Regions from separate parts of the Homo sapiens genome. Here region 2 is linked to region 1. A link is an interaction called in ENCODE POLR2A ChIA-PET data of the cell type or tissue named here. Cell type or tissue: Caco-2. All regions are shown on one strand. Each heading gives the region's core, and the rest is flanking DNA. Links, peaks and the distances in the headings are about the cores only.

Region 1 (5,734 bases), core at 373-5,372:
TTGAAGCCAGGGAGTTCAAGACCATCCTGGCCAACATGGTGAAACCCCATCTCTACTAAAAATACAAAAATTAGCTGGGCGTTGTAGCGTGCGCCTGTAGTCCCAGCTACTCAGGAGGCTGAGGCGGGAGAATCGCTGGAACCCAGGAGGCAGAGATTGCAGTGAGCCAAGGTTGCGCCACTGCACTCCAGCTCTGGGCAATAGAGCAAGACTCCATCTCAAAAAAAAAGTCAACATGTCATAAAATACATTTTATCCAGGATTTAGTTGTTTACTAACAGAAATTTATTCCATCTTTTGCCAAAAATGAAAAATCACATCCATCATTTTAAGTTGCCATTACTGTATGTTATCATTTACCCATTATTCTACTGTTTGTCAAATTTTGTACTTACTTAGATATGAATAACATATACTCTGTCTTCAAGGGCATAGAGAGATAATTTCAGCATAACATGACAATTAGAAAGTTAGAGATATACTTAAAGTTTTCTTCTTTCCCCACATGTATTATGATGGAGAGCAAAAGGGGAAGTGGGGCCTGGCGCGGTGGCTCATGCCTGTAATTCCAGCACTTTGGGAGGCCGAGGCAGGCGGATTATGAGATCAAGAGATCGAGACCATCCTGGCCAACATAGTTAGCCAGGTGTGGTGGCGGGCACCTGTAATCCCAGCTACTTGAGAGGCTGAGGCAGGAGAATCACTTGAACCTAGGAGGTGGAGGTTGCAGTGAGCTGAGATCACACCACTGCACTCCAGCCTGGGCAACAGAGCAAGACTCTGTCTCAAAAAAAAAAAAAAAAAGAGGGAAGTGATATTCCAAGGTTAAGTGTTTAAGGGTGGCTGTGTTTGAATAAGGCCCGGCATACCACTGGCATGCCAACGTATATAGGATTGTTTTTTTCTCTTGTTTCATAAAGCAAAGGCATATGGGTTTTTTTTTCTTAAAAAAAAATGATAATAGTGATATTTATGATGTGCTAATGTTTACACCTAGTAATTCAGTCCCAAGGAGTCTGGTTCCAAAGCCTATACACTGAAACACCACGCATTGCCAACTTTCTTGTGGCAGGGTGAATTCATCTGAAAAGATTTGTTTTGTTTTCACATGCCCCCTGTTTCAAACATCTGAAAAGTTTAGATGCTGTGTAGATAAATAGAAGAAACCAGCAATTAGTGTCCTTTAAATTAGAGCTTTAAAAAAATAAAAAGGACCAAGTGCAGTGGCTCACGCCTGTAATCCCCGCACTTTGGGAGGCCGAGGCAGGCAGATCACCTGAGGTTGGGAGTTTGAGACATCCTGACCAACATGGAGAAACCCCGTCCCTACTAAAAATACAAAATTAGCCAGGTGTGGTGGCAATCACCTGTAATCCCAGCTACTCGGAGGCTGAGGCAGGAGAATCGCTTGAACGCGGGAAGCGGAGGTTGTGGTGAGCTGAGATCACACCATTGCACTCCAACCTGGGCAACAAGAGTGAAACTCCGTCTCAGAAAAAAAAAAAAAAAAGAAAGGCATACTTTGGATTACTAGAAACAACTTATAATCATGAGCTTATCCACTTTAACCTGTCTTACTTTGTTCCAGGATGGGGAAATGGTGCTTCTGGATGGAGGTTGTGAGTCTTCCTGCTATGTGAGTGACATCACACGTACGTGGCCAGTCAATGGCAGGTAGGGCTTCTACAGAGTAACGTATCCCACTGCTTCTTAGGAGTATGAGTTGGAATATGGCTATATTTGGAATGAATGACTAAAGAAATACTATAGGTCCATTCCTGGTCAAGTTAGGTTGCAAAGCTCCTTATTATTTTCTAAGACTGTTTTGTTCATCATATCACTGGATGAGGCACATAGAAACACCTAGGTAACTAACAAAGATTTTTTTTTTTTTTTTTTTTTTTTTTTTTTTGGTAAGAGACGGGGTCTCGCTGTGTCATCCAGGCTGGGGTGCAGTGGCTATTCACAGGCCAAATCATAGCTCACTGCAGCCTCGAACTCTGTCCTGAAGTGATCCTCTCTTCTCAGACCTCTTAAGTAGCTGGGACTATAGGCACATTGCCACCATGCCTGACTCACAGACATTTTTTAAAAAATAAAGTTGATTTTTTAAAATACAGAAGTAATATTCAGGTTATGGTAGAAAGCTTGATTGGATTAATCCTCCATAGATAATAATTATAAAATCTGGACAAAATATTAAAAATAACTATTTAAAGGCACTAGAGATCCCTTTGTAGCTCATGAGTGTGATGATTGGGTGTTCACGTGCAGGTATGAGATGTGCTACCCTCAAACCTTCTTACAAGGTCAGCACATTACCCATCTGACATGAAAAAAATCAAAATAAAAGGCACCAGAGAGCTTTCAAAAATAGGCAGAAATTGTACAAGTCCATTCTTTTTTTTTTTTTTTTTTTGAGACGGAGTCTCGCTCTGGCACCCAGGCTGGAGTGCAGTGGCATGATCTCGGCTCACTGCTAGCTCCACCTCCCAGGTTCACATCATTCTCCTGCTTCAGCCTCCCGAGTAGCGGGACTACAGGCACCCACCACCACGCCTGGCTAATTTTTTGTATTTTTCGTAGAGATGGGATTTCACCGTGTTAGCCAAGTACAAGTCCATTCTTAAAAAACTATAATGGGCCAGGCCTGGTGGCTCATACCTGTAATCCCAGGACTTTGGGAGCCCAAGGCAGGCAGAGCACCTGAGGTCAGGAGTTCAGGACCAGCCTGACCAAAATGGTGAAACCCTGTCTCTACTAAAAATACAAAAATTAGCCTGGGAATGGTACTCGGGAGGCTAAGGCAGGAGAATCGCTTGAACCCAGGGGACGGAAGTTGCAGTGAGCTAAGATTGGACTCTGCACTCCAGCCTGGGTGACAGAGTGAGACTCTATCTGAAAAAAAAAAAAAAGAAAAACTATAATGGATAAAAATGGTGATAAGGGCTTTTTGCCTGAGGACATTGCCCAATGCACATAGCTTGGGCGGCAGAAAGCCACAGCCTTATTGATTTAAGATATCAAATGATAGATTTAGGTGCTGACAGAATAGCCAGAAAGATGAAGGAAAATCCTTGACGAGAAGGGCTTGTGGAAACTCTGAGCCCCAAAATCTGCATACAGAATATTTAAAAATCCTTGGCTGATTACTGAACTATGTGTTCTGAGGAGGCCTCATGAGGCTCAGCAAAATACGAGCAGCTAGAAGCAGAATAAACTGAGCAGAGATTTTAGTTGCTTCCCAGTGAGAACAGAGTTTGTAGTTTGAAGCTATCCAAGTTAACAAAATTTCTAGACATGAGAAGAAACTGGTAATTGTGACCTGTAATCAAGAAAATCTGATAATGAAATAATCCTGGCCAGGTGCAGTGGCTCATGCCTGTAATTCTAGCACTTTGGGGGGCCGAGGTGGGCAGATTACTTGAAGTCAGGAGTTCAAGACCAGCCTGGCCAAAATGTGAAACCCTGTCTCTACTAAAAATACAAAAATTAGCTGAGTGTGGTGGCGGGCACCTGTAATCCCAGCTACTCGGGAGGCTGAGGCAGGAATATCGCTTGAACCGGGAAAGGGGAGGTTGCAGTGAGCCGAGATTGTACCACTGCACTCCAGCTTGGGCGACAGAGTGAGACTCCATCTCAAACAAAGGAAAAAAAAAAAGAAAGAAATGATCCTAATGTTCCAATTAGCAGAAAGACTCTAAAGTAGCTGTTATAGATAAGTTAAAGGAAGATGTAGACATAATGAGCAAACAGATGGAGAATCTCAATGAGAAATAGAAACAAAAAAGAACCAGAGATTGTGGGAAGATGGCAGCAGCAGGATAGTTTTTCAAACTTTCCAAATTGTCAAATAAACATAGAGCAACTAGCTAACAAAACCAAACACTAGGTAGTATTTGTTACCTCAAAATAATTACCTCCTAATTCACAAACATTCAGTCTGTAACTGCCCAAAATCTAGACTGATAAACTCTGTATGTCAAGCAGCCTGGATTCTTTAACAAATAAATTACAAGGAAATGAAAAGAGGTGGAGGAGGAGCCTACTAACTAAAAGAGATTTTAGTTATATCAAATATATTACAAATGAACACAAAGAAAATTATCTTGGGGTGAATATTTGGGTGATAAAAATATCTTTAAAACACAAAGGACAGCCAGGCGAGGTGCCTCATGTAATCCCAGCACACTGGGAGGAAAGACAGGAGGATCACTTGAGCTCAGGAGTTCAAGACCAACATGGGCAGCATAGTGAAACCTGGTCTTTACAAAAAAATTAGCCAGGCGTGGTGGCACATGCCTGTAGTCCCAGCTACTCAAGAGGCTGAGGTGGGAGAATTGCTTGAGCCCAGGAGACAGAGGTTGCAGTGAGCCAAGATTGCACCATTGCAATCCAGCCTGGGTGACAGAGCCAGACCCTGTCGCAAAAAAAAAGAAAAAGAAAAAAACCCCACAATGACCAAGCATAGTGGCATGCACCTATAGTCTCAGCTACTCAGGAGGCTGAGGCAGGAGGATCACTTGAGTCCAAGAGTTCTAAGCTGCAGTCCACTATGTTGATCAGGTGTCTGCAACCAGTTAGAGGTTTTTGCACATTACCTAAGGAGGGCTGAACTGGCCCAGGTCAGAAACAGAGCAGGTCACAACTCTCATACTGATCAGTAATGGGAACAAGCTTGTGAATAGCCAGTACACACCAGCCTGGGCAACAGAGCAAGACCCCATCTGTAAAAAAAGGAAACAATTTAATTAAAATTTTTAAAAAACACAAGGAATAGGGAGTGACTGCTAACAGATACAAGATTTGGGAGGAGATGGTAATGAAAATTTTCTAGAATTAGTAGTGGTGATGATTGTACAACATTGTGAATATACTTAAAACCACTGAATTGTACACTTTTTTAAGTGAAGGAATTTTATGATAAGTGAATTATATATCAATAAAAATGATAAATTCGGTCAGGCATTATGGTTCATCCTGTAATCCCAGCACTTTGGGAGGCCAAGGCGAGCAGATGACTTGAGCCCAGGAGTTCCAGACCAGCCTGGGCAACATGGCAAAACCCAATCTCTACAAAAAAACATTAAAAGTGCTTCCTTCAGCAGCACATATACTAAAATTGGAACAATACAGAAATTAGCATGGCCCCTGTGCAAGGATGACATGCAAATTTGTGAAGCATTCCATATATAATCATGAAAGAAAAAAATAGCTGGATATGGTGTCACAGGCCTGTAGTCCCAGCTACTAGAGAGACTAAAGTGGGAGGATCACCTGAGCCCAGGAAGTTGAGGCTGCAGTGAGCTGTGACTGCACTACTACACTCCAGCCTAGGCAGCAGAGTGAGACTCTGTCTAAAAAAAAAAAAAAAAAAAATCTGTAAATAACAGTACACACAAATAAAAAAAATCACAATTAACTGACTATAAACTGATATGGCTAGCATGGTGGCTCACACTGGTAATCCCAGTGTTTTGGGAGGCTGACGCAGGAGGATCAGTTGAGGCCAGGAGTTCAAAACCAGTCTGGGCAACACAGCAAGACCTCTATATCTACAAAAAATACAAAAAATTGGCCAACTATGGTGGCGCACACCTGTAATCCCAGCTACTTAGGATGCTGAGGTGGCAAAATCACTTGACCCCTGAAATTTTTGGTTACGGTGAACTATGATCACATCACTGTGCTCTAGCCTAGGTAACAGAGCAAGGCCCTGTCTCCAAAATAAAAA
Region 2 (5,301 bases), core at 1-5,000, 53 kb before region 1:
TCATGAATAATTGTGTAGTCTGAACCTGTGTGTCTTGATACATTCTTGTCTTCTAATGCTATGCATGTTTCGTAAGTTTGTATAGTGGTTTTAATTAGAAAAAAGAAAAATAGGCTATAAACTCTACTAAAGAAAAATTCAAAAGTAAAAAACTCATTGCAGTTTTCCAAATTCCTTTTTTTTTTTTTTAAGACAGGGTCTTACTTTGTCACCCAAGCTGGAGTGCAGTGGCGTGATCCCATTACACTGCAACCTATGTCTTCCAGGCTCAAGCAGTCTTTCTACCAGCTTCCCGAGTAGCTGGGACTACAGGTGCACACCACCACACTTGGCTAATTTTTAAATTTTTTGTAGAGAAAAGATCTCACTATACTGCCCAGGCAAATTCTTATTAGCACCAACTGTCACCACAAACTCATCCTTTTCTGACATACCCATTCAAAAAAACTACTAACCAAATGTCCACAATCCTGCTAAAAGTGTTGAAAAGCTCTTAGTATAGTATTAAGTGTTATCTACAAAATTTGTGATTAACCAAAACACACACAATTGTGTTCAAATGTTATATATTTGAAGAGTCAATTTAACAATTCCTTTTGGTAGACTTCTTTTGCACCTCTTTACGCTTCTTTTTTTTCCTCTTACCACCCTCTTTGACTCCTGCTGAGAAAATAGGGGGATCTCTGTTGCTGGTAACCCAAGATATACCTCCCTCATCATTGTCCACGAAAGTATATTGAGATACATGTTTGGAGCTGTGAGAATTTGGTGAATAGTTGTTGAATGACTGTGTTCTCCAGCTGCATTCTTTTGCAAAGCCCTCTTCATTGGCCACACTATTTACAAGAAAAAATGTCAACTCTCCATTATCTTCAGCTTCTCTTTCTTGATCACTTTCAATAATTTTCTTTGTATTAATATTTCTGCCATTAACGATTTTGTCTGAAGTTGTAACAGATATGTAGTTGTCCATCCCACTATTATCAAAAGCCAGGGAAGAGAAAGAAGTAAGGCCTTCATGCCCCAATGAACCCTGTGATGTATATCCTGTATCATATGAAGAAAATTTCTCAAAAATTGGATATTCACTGGCAGTGGAGAAAAAGTATCCTGCATCTCTGTTTCTGTTTCCATAGGAGCTTCCTGGACGATTTAACAGGTCCTCAAGCGAGTCTTCAAAGAAGTGAAAAGAAAATGGATCCCTTTCATGAAAAATTTCTTTAAAAACATCATCTGGCTTATGGAATGTGAAGCCGTACTCACATTCATCATCAAAATGACTTCCACCTCCGTTTAATCCTTCTGTGCCATATTTATCATAAATGTCCCGTTTCTCATCATTTGATAATACCTCGTATGCCTCAGCTACTTCTTTGAATTTTCTCTCTGCTTCTTCTTTATTTTCTGGATTTTTATCAGGGTGCCATTTAAGTGCCACTTTATGATAAGCTTTTTTAATGTCCTCAGGTGAAGCATATCTTTGCAGTCCTAGAACTTCATAGTAATCCACCATGTTTTAACAGATAGTTGGAAGTGGGTGTGCTGGGTATTGAGAACCGTGGTTTCCTCAGCTCAGGCTCTGCTGGTGGTGGTGATAGAGGTAGTGACTGCAAATAGGTACACTTTTATGTTAAAGACAATGTTATTACCATGTGCTAAGAGATGAGGATACTGATTATGTGGCAAGCAGAGTTACAAATATGTCAGAGAGGGCTGCATTATGGTGTCATTCTGGGGTCAGTGTAGGGACTGGACCTTCCAAATAGAGCTAGTCCAGAGTCGTACCAGACCATCCTGAATCCTCTGGACTGTTTCCCCTGTATGTTTCCCTGGAAGCTTCAGGCAGTGCCTCATAAGCCAATGGAATCTGTTGCTAATAGCCACAGCATATCCCTTGCATAATATGACCTCTAGATTACTGCGCCTTAATTGCTTCCCAGCTCTTCTATGCTTTGGTTTAGAAAAATGAAGTACTGACTTACGGGTGAAGAAAGTATTCAAACAGTTGACATATTTATTTCAGTCAAGAAACAGTTCAGAGGGAGATACAAACAAGTAACTTAGTTACAATATAATAGTTATGATGAGAGGAAGTACTGGATGCTAAACAATTATATGAGAGACAGCTCAGGCTGGGGGTGTCAATGAAAGCCTCTTGGAGGAAGTAGCCTGATATGTTAACTTTCTGCATGCCAGTGGTAAGTCATTTGAGATTATAGTATCTTTGTCCACCCAAGGTTTACTGCTGTAAAACATGTAATTAAAGATTTGGAAAGTTGTGTGTTTATGTATTCACTGTATAATTATTGATTGTCTACTTTGTGCCAGGCACCGTTTTAGCCACTGGTGATAGCAGTATTGAACAAAAGACACCAGTTTTCCTGGTGCTTGCATTATAATAGAATACAAATAGGAGAACAAATAAAATAATTTAAGATAATGCGATATGTGCTCCAAAAAAAATAGCAATGTGCTGGGGGCAGAGCGCTACTTTAGATTGGTTTTAGAAGGCTTCTGAGGAGATGACATTATTGCTGAGACCTATATGACAGTCAGCCACATAGTGATCTAATATGGTAGCCACTGGCCATGTTGATGGACATTTTGGTTGTTGCCAGTTGGGGCTGTTGGACATAAAGCTAGCACTTATTTCAAGTACAGTGGGAAGCCTTTGTGGGGAGTGGGGAATATGCAAGTTTAATGATGTGATTTACATTTGTAATGGATCAGTGGCTACTATTTGGAAATTCAGTCATGTATGGGAAAGTAGAATTCGAGAGCCAAATTAGAAACAGACCAAAGGTGATTTTCTTTGGGGATAAACTACCAGTAGTCTAGACCCGAATTTAAAGGTCTTATATTCTATACCTGGCTCATTTTATTGTCTGAGAAAATTCCCTGTAATCTTTGTTTTTCCTCCTCTATGTTGTGTTTATTTTATTTTCCATCACATTTATAACCCCTCAGTTAAATGATACGCTAATGAAATCTAAAACTGTAGTGTATGCTTCTAGTCTTTCAAGACCATTTGTCAGGTCTGAATATTTTTTTGCTTTGCATTTTTATATATACTCATTTTTTAGAGGTATTGTGAAATGCTTAAAACTCAATTTAAATTCTCTCCAGTGTATGTGCTTACATGTACTTATGTGTGGCTTACCCATGATTATAATTTGCCTACCACTGGAAATAATAACCAATAATGTCGAAAATTATTTGAGTACCCTCTGAGTCACACTGTAGCAAGTGCTCATTTAACTGACACAGCACTCTAGCAAAATAAATATTTTATGCCCATAAGAAAACAGACGTTCTGAGAGAGAAAGTAATTTGTCTAAGGCTACATAGCTTGTTAGTGAAAAATCTGATTTTTAAACTTGAGTCTAATTTCAAGTTCTCATTCCACTCTACTGCATTTCTCGGACTAGGACTTAAAGAGTTTAGGTTCTAGGCATTCCACAAACAGATACTGAGAACCTGCTGTTACCGGAAAGGGGTCCCAATCCAGACCCCAAGAGATGGTTCTTGGATCTCGTGCAAGAAAGAATTTCAGTGGAATCCACAGAGTAAAGTAAAAGCAAGTTTATTAAGAAAGTAAAGGAATAAAGAATGGCTACTCCATAGGCAGAGCAGCCCCAAGGGCTGCTGGTTGCCCATTTTTATGGTTATTTCTTGATTATATCCTAAACAGGAAGTGGATTATTCATGCTTCCCCATTTCAGACCATATAGGGTAACTTCCTGACGTTGCCATGGCATCTGTAAACTCTTGGGGTGCTGGTGGGAGTGTAGCAGTGAGGACAATCAGAGGTTACTGTCATTGCCATCTTAGTTTTAGTGGGGTTTGGCCAGCTCCTTTTTTTAAGAACATCACAGGTAAAGCTCACAGGAAGGTGACAGTCTAGGAGAAGATGTTCGCAGTGTCTAAATTTGACAGGGACTTATTTTATTTTCATTATTATTGTTACTATTATTATTATTTGAGGTGGAGTTTCGCTCTTATTGCCCAGGCTGGAGTGCAATGGTGGGGTCTTGGCTCACTGCAACATCTACCTCCCGGGTTCAAGCCATTCTCCTGCCTCAGCCCGCTGAGTAGCTGGGATTACAGGCATGCACCACCACGCCCGGCTAATTTTGTATTTTTAGTAGAGAGGGGGTTTCTCCATGTTGGTCAGGCTGATCTCGAACTCCCAACCTCAGGTGATCTGCCCGCCTCAGCCTCCCAAAGCGCTGGGATTACAGGCATGAGCCACCGCACCCAGCTGGTCAGCTTCTTTACTATAACCTACCTGTTTTATTAGCAGGGTTTTTGTGTCCTGCATTTTGTGCTGACTTCCTATTTCATTCTGTGATTAAGACTGCCTTAACTTACTGGGAATGTAGCCCAGTAGGTCTTAGCCTTATTTTACCAAACCCCTACTGAAGATGGAGTTGCTCTGGTTCAAACGCCTCTGACACTATGATACAGAGAAAAGGTAGAAAATAGGAAATTCTGCTCTTAAGAAATTCATATAGTTTGAAAAAACTAATTTCAGTGGAGTGTAAAGTTATAATACGAGCACTTGTTTCTGCAGTTATACCCTTCTTTGTTGATCCTTTGCCTCCCAGCCATCCGCTGTGCCATTTTCTCTGCCTCTTCACAACAAAACTTATCCAGAGTATTGTCTCAGTGTCTTTGCTTTCTTACATCCTATTCCCTCCTTGGCATACTCCAATCTGTCTTCTGTCTTCTTTACTCTGCTAAAATCGCCAGGGTCTCCAGTGATTGATGTTACCATATCCAGTGGTTGTCCTTTTGGCTTCCTTGTATTTTGAAGCACTTGCCACACTGTGAGCCCTCCTCACTTTTTTTTTTTTTTTTTTTTGAGATGGAGTTTCACTCTCGTTGCCCAGGCTAGAGTACAGTGGTGTGATCTCGGCTCACTGCAACCTCTACTTCCCAGGTTCAAGCCATTCTCCTGCTTCAGCCTCCCGAGTAGCTGGGATTACAGGCATGTGCCACCATGCCTGGCTAATTTTGTATTTTTAGTAGAGACAGGGTTTCTCCATGTTGGTCAGGCTGGTCTCGAACTCCCGACCTCAGGTGATCCACTTGCCTCGGCCTCCCAAAGTGCTGGGATTACAGGTGTGAGCCACTGCGCCTGGCATAGTCCTCCCCACTTCTTAAAACACTTGTTTTTTAACTTCCTAAATACCACACTCTTTTTTTGTGGGGGGCGGGGGGGCAGCGGGTAGAGACAGGGTTTAGCCATGTTGGCCAGGCTGGTCCCGAACTCCTGGCCTCAAGTGATCTGTCTGCCTG

What was found. Peaks named below come from ENCODE experiments on the same cell type or tissue, not always from the same donor. Only the 100,000 strongest peaks of a DNase experiment are listed, where the experiment ranks them.
Region 2: POLR2A ChIA-PET joins it to region 1 with 11 read pairs; 10 of 35 experiments call an interaction of 5 or more read pairs at or near these places.

Annotation. Positions count from the first base shown.
Region 1 is chr22:40,912,651-40,918,384 of GRCh38, forward strand. It overlaps XPNPEP3 (X-prolyl aminopeptidase 3), which reads left to right. Exons shown (of 10, transcript NM_022098.4): 7 at 1,589-1,674. LOC124905157 (small nucleolar RNA U13) reads left to right here and starts at 2,229; the gene lies at 2,229-2,332. It also overlaps the pseudogene RNU6-379P. In Caco-2, for the core only: no CTCF peak of the experiment used is centred there; a DNase peak (open chromatin) is centred at 2,981.
Region 2 is chr22:40,860,482-40,865,782 of GRCh38, forward strand. The region is part of intron 1 of XPNPEP3 (X-prolyl aminopeptidase 3); the gene reads left to right. It overlaps DNAJB7 (DnaJ heat shock protein family (Hsp40) member B7), which reads right to left and starts at 1,632. Exons shown (of 1, transcript NM_145174.2): 1 at 1-1,632. The coding sequence starts at 1,513. The coding sequence ends at 584. In Caco-2, for the core only: no CTCF peak of the experiment used is centred there; no DNase peak of the experiment used is centred there.